2 separate regions of the Homo sapiens genome follow, and region 1 is linked to region 2. The links are chromatin contacts, found by Hi-C in ENCODE. All regions are on one chromosome and are shown on one strand. Each heading gives the region's core, a stretch centred on a gene start or an enhancer-like site at or near the end of the contact. The rest is flanking DNA. Distances are from core to core; before and after follow the strand shown. Region 1 holds the start of TASP1 (taspase 1). Region 2 holds the start of JAG1 (jagged canonical Notch ligand 1).

Evidence for each region. A loop is a pair of places that touch in the nucleus more often than their neighbours do. Pooled maps may share reads with other maps.
Region 1: a pooled map shows a loop between it and region 2 (9-fold over the local background). The contact joins the promoter of TASP1 here to the promoter of JAG1 in region 2. A Hi-C loop is called at or near these places in 2 of 37 single-sample maps with no recorded cell type and 6 of 50 pooled maps.

What each region holds. Positions count from the first base shown.
Region 1 is chr20:13,637,297-13,641,462 of GRCh38, forward strand. It overlaps TASP1 (taspase 1), which reads right to left and starts at 1,636. Exons shown (of 14, transcript NM_017714.3): 1 at 1,598-1,636. RefSeq lists enhancers at 993-1,493, 1,107-1,196 and a silencer at 1,387-1,536.
Region 2 is chr20:10,672,055-10,676,370 of GRCh38, forward strand. JAG1 (jagged canonical Notch ligand 1) reads right to left here and starts at 1,945. Exons shown (of 26, transcript NM_000214.3): 1 at 1,396-1,945; 2 at 647-952. The coding sequence starts at 1,476. RefSeq lists a silencer at 2,168-2,567.

The DNA.
Region 1 (4,166 bases), core at 386-2,885, 3.0 Mb after region 2:
TAAAATGGTGCAACCAGTTTGGAAAACATTTGGCACTCACTCAAAAAGTTAAACATAGAGTTACCATATGCCCACCAATTCCACTTCTAGGTATATACTCAAGAGAACTGAAAACGTATGTCCATACAAAAACTTGTACACAGATGTTTATAGCAGAATTATTCAAAATAGCCAAAAAGTAGAAACAACCTAAATGTCCATCGACCGATGATGGTTAAGCAAAATGTGGCATATTCACACAATGGAACATTACCCATCCATAAAACAGAATGAAATACTGATACACAGACATTGATGAACCTTGAAAACATACTAACTGAAAGACACCAGACAAGTGAGGCCATATATTCTATGATTCCATTTATATGAAATGCCAGTATAGGAAAATCCATAGATACAGAAAGTAGATTAGTGGTTACAAGGCCTGGGAGAGAAAGCAGAGAATCTAATGGGGAGTGACTGTCATGAGTATAGGATTTCTTTTGGGGGTGATGAAAATGTTCTGAAAGTAGATAGTGGTGATGGGTGCACAACTTTGCGATATGAGAAAAAGCACTGAAATTTACAATTTTAAAGAATAAATTTTATGGTGCATGAATACCTTAATAAGACTTTCTCAAGAGGAAAAAAGACAATCTATCCGTGCAATGAACACAATGTATGTAACTATGCCTCTTAGTTATAACCGTATTTTACACGCATACATTATGATCACAAATAGGTTAATATGAATAAAATATTAGAAAAAAGATCAAAATGCTGGGTTGGCAGAACTATAGGTGATCTCTTCATAACTATTTCTGCATTTTCCAGATGTTCCTTAGTAAGCACTGCTTTTTGTAAGTGGTGGGGAAAAGTTTTATTTACAACAAAAAAGATAAATTATTAAACTCCTAAGAATATAAGTAAAAATTCCTTCGCTAATAAAGAATAATAATAATTCAGCAATCTAATGGCCCCTAACACACCTTTCCTTCCCCTCCCCTACAGAAGCCAGGAAAGTTGAACTCTCTCCTTCCGGAAACACGATACCCTCGATTTCCAGGACATCTCTAGCTCCTGCTTTCCCCCCCTCCTCTCCAGCTGCTCCATCTTCTCGGTCCTTTCCTCCTCCTCTTCTTCCTCCTCCTCCTCCCCCTGAGTAGTAAGTGCTAACGACCCGCAGGACTCTCATCAGGCCTCTATTACTAAGTAAGGGGCTGCCTTACCCCCAACCCGCCACCCAGGACAAGGCGCACATTCTCGGCTGTCTGCGAACCTCGGACTCTGAGACATCTCCAGCCTGAGACTGCAAAGTGGGTGAAGAACTGCGAGAACTCCCCACATACAGACAGTACTTCCCCGGTGGCCACGAGGACGCCAAGCCGGAGATGAGGCTGGGAAGGGGGACGACGGGGCCGCCTAGAGCGACCAAGACTAGGGAACTAGGGACATCCTGGCCCCCTCCTCTAGCCCCGCCCGGGGCAAGGGGTGTCCTGCGCGCCGCCCCCTCTCGGACCCGGAGAGGACGTCCCAGCTAGCGTACGGGGCCCACACACAGAGGCAGCAGCGCGGAGGCGGCAGCGGCGCGGACAGCGTGGGAAAGAGGGACACTCACCCGCTTCAGCCCCGAGCCTTCACTGCACCGGAAGTAGTCACCCGCCCGTTGCCAGGGTGAGGAAGCGGGGCTGACATCAAGTCTCCCCATTGGTCATTCGGGGTACCACGTGGTCGGAAGCAGCCTCCCACAAGCGGCTCTGACTCCGCCCTCCGCTTCGGAGCGGCTCACCTGGCCTCAGAGGTGCAGCGCTAACTCCACCTGGGGCTTCGTTCTGAGCTGCGCATGCGCTATTGCTTATCTCTACCCACCCCGCCCCTGAATAAGCCCGCAGGATGTGATTATATCTGAGTGGTTGATTGACTAATACTGTGATGAGAAATGAAATTAAACTGACCATCATTTTATCTAGGTGTCGCTTAAGAGTTACTTTCTTTCAATCCTTAGAGCACTGTTAGACGGTAGGGAAAACTAAGGTTCAGCCTGCATTGCTTGTAGGAGTTGGGGCACGAGCCTTGCCCAGGGGGAAGGAGTGTAGGCGGTCTTTTATCGGCTAGGATGTAAGACCGAAACCCAGTCATGGGTTTTGATGACCCATGACTGATGGATTTTCCTTATACTTCCACCAAAACATCACGTCGAACTGAATGTAAAGGCAGAAATGAGAATCTAACTGGCTTCTTTAAGCCAGCTATAGAGGAATTTACACTAATGCAAAAGATAACACTTTTCTTACCACATTTTTTTGTTTTTGGAAAATATTTATTCTTCATTAAAATGTCTTAATTATATTAACACATAATGGTTTATTATTGTTATTTTAAATAACTTTTTAACATTTCAGTTTTTTGTTGGTTTTTTTCTTTTTTTTTTGGAGATGGAGTTTCACTCTGTCAACCAGGCTGGAGTGCAATGGCACGATCTCGGCTCACTGCAACCTCTGCCTCCCGGGCTCAAGCGATTCTCCTGCCTCAGACTCCTGAGTAGCTGGGATTACAGGCGCTCGATACACACCCGACTAATTTTTTGTATTTTTAGTAGAGACGGGTTTTCACCATGTTTGCCATGCTGGTCTCGAACTCCTGACCTCAGGTGATCCTACTGCCTTGGCCTCCCAAAGTTCTGGGATTACTGGCGTGAGCCACCGCACCCAGCCACATTTCAGCTTTGTATTCAATTTTTAATATAGTAAATATTAATAGATGTAACCCACAGAAACAAAAGCTTTGGAGTGTTCTCTACTATTTTGGGGAGTATAAAGGTATGCTGAAACCAAAAAGTTCGAGAACCACTGATACCATTATTATAAATATAACCTATGTGGTTTTATTATGTAACTTGGGGCTTTTTTTCTTTCTCTTCTACCACTGACTTCTTAGGGAGGGGCAAGGGGAAGAAGTTTATTACATAGTAAGAATAACAGTTTATTACATAGCAATAGTAACTGAAACCGATTTTGTTACCTAGAAGTAGGATGGATATTATAACAAAACATAACATAATAACATCATAAAAGTAAAACGTGTGGCACTGGCTTTGGAACTAGGTGAAGCAGCAAGAGCAGGAAGGGATCCAAAGTATTAACAAGAGTCTAAAAGGACTTGAGGAAGCTGCCAATGAGGGCTTAAAGGGAGCTAAGGAAGATGTTATTGGAAGCTGGAGAAAATGGGGCCCTTGTTATATAGTGCCAGAAAGTTTGGCCCAGGCATTAGGAAGCAGACATAAACCATCCCCATTGTGACCTTTCTGAATTCCTCACCCGCAGAATCCATCAGCATAATAAAATAGTTGTTCTTTTGCACCTTTAAAGTGGATTTTTACACAGCAATATTAACTGGAACCAGCAGGAATAAAAGAAAGATGTTAAAGTTTTAAAAAGACATAGACATGCTCCCTTCCATTTCTTAGGCAACATTCTTCCTGGAATTTAACTACATTGTAATAATCATCTCCCAGTGCTGCTCTGTATACTTTTGTCTTGGGTATCACACCCAGATGCCACACAGGCCATCCTCTGGTAGGTGAATACTGCTCAAGTAAAAGTAACAAAATTCTTCGGACCCTTTTTTTTATTATTATTATTGAGGCAGAGTCTCACTCTGTTGCCCAGGCTAGAATGCAGTGGTGCGATCTCAGCTCACTGCAACCTCTGCCTCCCCGGTTCAAGTGATTCTCCTGCCTCAGCCTCCCCAGTGGCTGGGATTACAGGTGCCCGTGACCACGCCCGGCTAATTTTTGTCTTTTTAGTAAAGATGGGGTTTTGTCATGCTGGCCAGGCTGGTCTCGAGCTCCTGACCTTAGGTGATCCACCCATCTCGGCCTCCCAAAGTGCTGGGATTACAGGCATGAACCACCATGCCCAGCCCAGACCCAAGTTTTAACATTTTTAACCTGCATTGGGTACAGTAACAATGAGATCCTTTGAAATATTAATAACGAACAGTTGTAATATCTATTTGATTAACTCAACATGTTAAATTTGAAAGGAAAGTCTATACTAGTAAATCTCCTTCAGAAAAAATCTGGTTGCCTCCCTCTTCCTGTTCCCACCTCTCCCAAACCCGGAAAAGCAGCAAGCTGAGGAATTACTTCCTTTATCTCAAATAATCATGTCTGCTGCATCTTGATC
Region 2 (4,316 bases), core at 695-3,194:
GGAAGGGGCCAGCAGCGGGCGGGGGTTCCCAGGTCTACAGCTCCTGTGAGGGCCCCAAGAACCTCCTCCTGCGGCGGCCGCCCCCGGCCCTTAAGCCGAACCTGGAGAGCGCCCCCGCACACACTAAAATCTCCCGGGGAGCAGCGGGAAACGGACTCCCCCACACCCTCCAGGAAGGACACACCCGCCCTCCCGGCCGTTCACGGGAAAGGGGAGGTTGCCAATTTGGACGGCGTTCGCAGGCCAGAACTGCGCCGAGTCGCCTTCCACGGCGCACCAGGTTTAATTAGTTAAGCAAAGAGATCAGCTACAACGATCTCTTGGCTTGGGGCCGGGAGAGTTACTCTGGGAACTTCAAGTTGCAAGTTTACACCGGCCTTCCTAGGAGCCTGGTCCCATAAACCCTCTGGGATCCCCACTTTTGTGCACTAAGCAAATAGCAGCAGGAATGGGACCCACCTCGACTACCCCAGCCGAGATCTAACTATAGTGTCCCGGCTCCCTCACCCGCCACCCCTAGAGATTTCCCCAGTTAGCGCCTAGTTTCAAGCCAAAGCCCTTTAAATCCCTCTCGCAAGGGATAACAGGGCTCGGCCAGGCGCGGGTGTGAGGCTCCGCCCGGCCTCCTTCCCGAGTAGTCACTCACCGGCCAGGCGAAACTGAAAGGCAGCACGATGCGGTTGCGGTCGTTGCCGCGGCTGGCCTTGAGGTTGAAGGTGTTGCCCCCGATGACAGGCGTGGACCCTGAGCCGAAGCTGCAGGGCCCCCCGGCCGTGACGCGGGACTGATACTCCTTGAGGCACACTTTGAAGTATGTGTCACACTCGTCGCGGGTGCACTTGCGGTCTCCCGGGTTCCGGGCGCCGCCGCAGCAGTTCCCGTTCTGCAGCTCCCCGTTCACGTTCTGCATGGACAGGATCTCCAACTCGAACTGACCCGAGGCCCCACACACCTGCCGGCGAGGGAAGGAGGTAGGTCAGCGCGGGAGAAAGCTGTTTTCTTCGAGTATAGAGGTGGCGACTCCCTCCCACTCCCCGCCCCGACGAGCCCTCCTCGCCGAGTGAAAATAATTTTGCGAAACTACGTTCAAGGACTCAACATGATTCCGGGGCAAAAAAAAAAAAAAATGCACGAGTGCGGAAGAAATCCGACGACTTCCCGGGGGGCAACAGCGGAGCGAACGCGCCCCTGTCCGGCCTGGAGGGGTCACCCTCAGGAGGCAGGGGCTCCCGTGGGGGAGTTGGCGCGCTCAGCCCAGGTGCAGCCGCTCGGGCGCAGGGGCGAGGAGTCGGGCGCTCGAGGGCTGCCGAGCCTGCTCGCGGGGCTCAACCGCCCAGGGCGCCGCGAGGGGAGGGAGAGGACGGCTGGGAGGGAGGCCCGGAGAAGGGCTCCTACCTTGGCTCGCAGGGCACAGAGCAGGGCGAGCAGGAGGCTTAGGGGGCGCCCGGACCGGCCGCGCGTCCGTGGGGAACGCATCGCTGCGCCGCGCGCCGCGGGCACTCGGGACGCCGCCGCTGCTGTTCGCGCTGGTGCTGCCGCCGGTGCTGCCGTCGCCGCTGCCCCTGCGGCCGCCGCGTCCCGGCTCTAATATACTCCGCCGATTGGAGCATGCACGACTGGAAAACAACACCACTTTTCAAAAGCCCTTTCAAGAGCGGCCCGTTCCAGAAGGCAAAGAGCCCGGCCTCCTTTTATTATTCTGATCGCTTCTTTGAGACGCTCCCCCTCCTCTTCCACCTCCCGGCTTTCTTTCCTTCTCTCGCGCTCCCCTTCTTTTATTATTATGATTATGCGCAGCCTTTTATTCCCTTTTAGATCAGCTGCATGGAAAAAGGGGGGAGGGAGGGGAGAAAAAAAAAAACCAGCCTAGCTCGCGGGCCGGCCGCAGGTAACACAATGACGCGTGCCCGCCCGGCTCTCGGAGAAGGACCCGGAGAGCCCGTCTGGCAGCAGCGGCCGGGGCTGGCCACCTCTACCCAGCACGCCGGGCAGGGCGCATGCGCGCTTATTAATATTCATGAGAGGGCGTGCTCACCCTGGGCACGCCCCTCCCCTTCACGTTGCTGGGGAGGGGGTAGTGCGAGGAGGAACTTGGAAGGGGTTGGGGGCAGCGGGATGCTCAGGGCGGCGTAGAAGAACCAGGGCCCCACACCAACCCCCGCCCTCGGGAGCTTCGGGCCAGGAGGGAAGGGAGAGTGCGGGGAGGTACTTGGAAGGGATCGTTGCTCAGGGACGCCTGGAGGCCCCCAGCGGGGACCGCCCCCTCGGGCGCCCCGGGCCGTGCGCCTTTGCCCGCGCGTCGGGGCCCCAGGTGTAGGCGCCGCGGCGCTGACTGAGCGGTCGGAGCGGGGCAGCTTCCGCCTTCCGAACCGCCTGCGTCAGCTGCGGCTTTCGCCCCGGGAGGAGGGCCTGCCTGCCCGCCGGGAGTTCGGCCCGCTTCCCGCGAGCGAGCCGCCCAGAGCGCTCTGCTGGCGGCAGAGGCGGCGGCGAGGCTGGCGCGCTTGCCGCCGTCTGCTCGCCCCGCGGAGGCGACCTGGGCAGACGCTGCTGGGAACTTTGAAAAACTTTCCTGGAGCCAGGCTTGCCGCAGATTCGAGGGGAAGCCTCGGCCGCGTCCCACCCCCTCCCAAATCCGAGTCTGCGGAGCCTGGGAGGGCTCCCAGCTTCCTATCCAAACCGCGCCGGGGCAGAGGCGCGGGGAAACCGGGGGTAGAAGGCGGCGGGCACGCCGGGGCCCTGTTCAGGCTTTGGGAAGGGCCGGCGGAGATGCTGGTGGGCTTGGACGCCCTCCCCGGCCCGACGCCCCGGCCGCAGTGCCGGGATTGCACCTGTAGGCGGCCTCCGAGCAGCTCTCTGGGTGGCAAGAGATGGGCCTGGGAGGGACCGTGTCCCCAGCACCGCCAGCCGCGGAACTTGCCTTCTCTGGGGTGGCAGTGGAAACCGATACTGTTTTCCACCTTGAGGCAAGCCTCGCAATTAACAGCTACACTCCTGGTCATAATCAAGGTCGAAGAAAGCCCGTGGGCTGGCCGTAGCCTCTGCTAACCCCTCTCCCACGGGCTTGCTGTTGCATTTGAGGGGACCTTTATATGGAAACATCGACTTCCTTTGAAGGGTGGACAAAGTTTTGGCCCTAATAGTAGGTATGTCCTGCAGAAAAGCGTGACTATTCAGCGGCCGGTTTGGGGCTTGAGTTCTCCTGGGTGTGGGGCGTGATGGGCTGGCAATAGGTCAAGGGAAAATAGTTTCCAACATGCTGAGTTATGAGCATAAAAGGGTGGGTATTTGTGGTTATCTACTTATTGCATTTGATGGGAGGCTCAGTATGAACAATATTTTCAGTGCCAAATCTCATCATTCTGAGGAATAAACTAGGGCAGCTAACTGACCTCTTTACATAGGTTCAAAGCTACCAAGGATGGTTAGGAGTCTTGGCATTTTAACAGCCTAAGAAATGCTCCTAAGAAAAGTGCTTACTTAGTGGTAATGTGTCCCATCTTGAGCACTGGCGGGAGAATCCATGTTTTGGAAGGGAGGTTTCTAAGAACAGAGCAAGTTTACAGCTGGTCATGTTAGCAGCTGGGGTAGGCAGCGACAACCTGGGTGTTTCAATGTGCCCCAGCCTCCCTTTCCCCAATTATCCTAAATCAAGGCAACCAGTTGTCAACTGTAATCCCATCTACACTTTTCTCACTGAGGTTTCCATCAACACCAGTCTCCCCACTTATCTGTCCCGTTCTAATTTCTACTCCCAAGTATCCCTGAGTTTGGGTGCTAAATAACGGTTTAAAAGTAAAATGGGCCGCGAGCTGTGGGTCACGCCTGCAATCCCAGCACTCTGGGAGGCCGAGGCGGGTGGATCACGAGGTCAAGAGATTGAGACCATCCTGGTCAACATGGTGAAACCCGGTCTCTACTACAAATACAAAAATTAGCTGGGCGTGGTGGCACATACCTGTAGTCCCAGCTACTCGGGAGGCTGAGAGAGGAGAATAGCTTCAACCTGGGAGGCGGAGGTTGCAGTGAGCTGAGATCATGCCACTGCACTCCAGCCTGGCGACAGAGCGAGACTCCATCTCAAAAAAAAAAAAAAAAAAAAAAAAGGCAAAATGGTGCTGAAAAAGGCTGGTGTGATCTTAAAGAGCACACTCCTTGGAGTTCCCTATGTCGGACCCTGTTTTAATTCTGTGCCTTGTGCCCCCCACAGCTCTCAGGAAAGAGGCTGCGGAGCCAGACCTTTAGTTAAAGTGTTTAGATCTCCACCTGGCTTCACCTAGAAGGGCTACCTGAGATTGCAGGTGCCACCAGTTGCAATC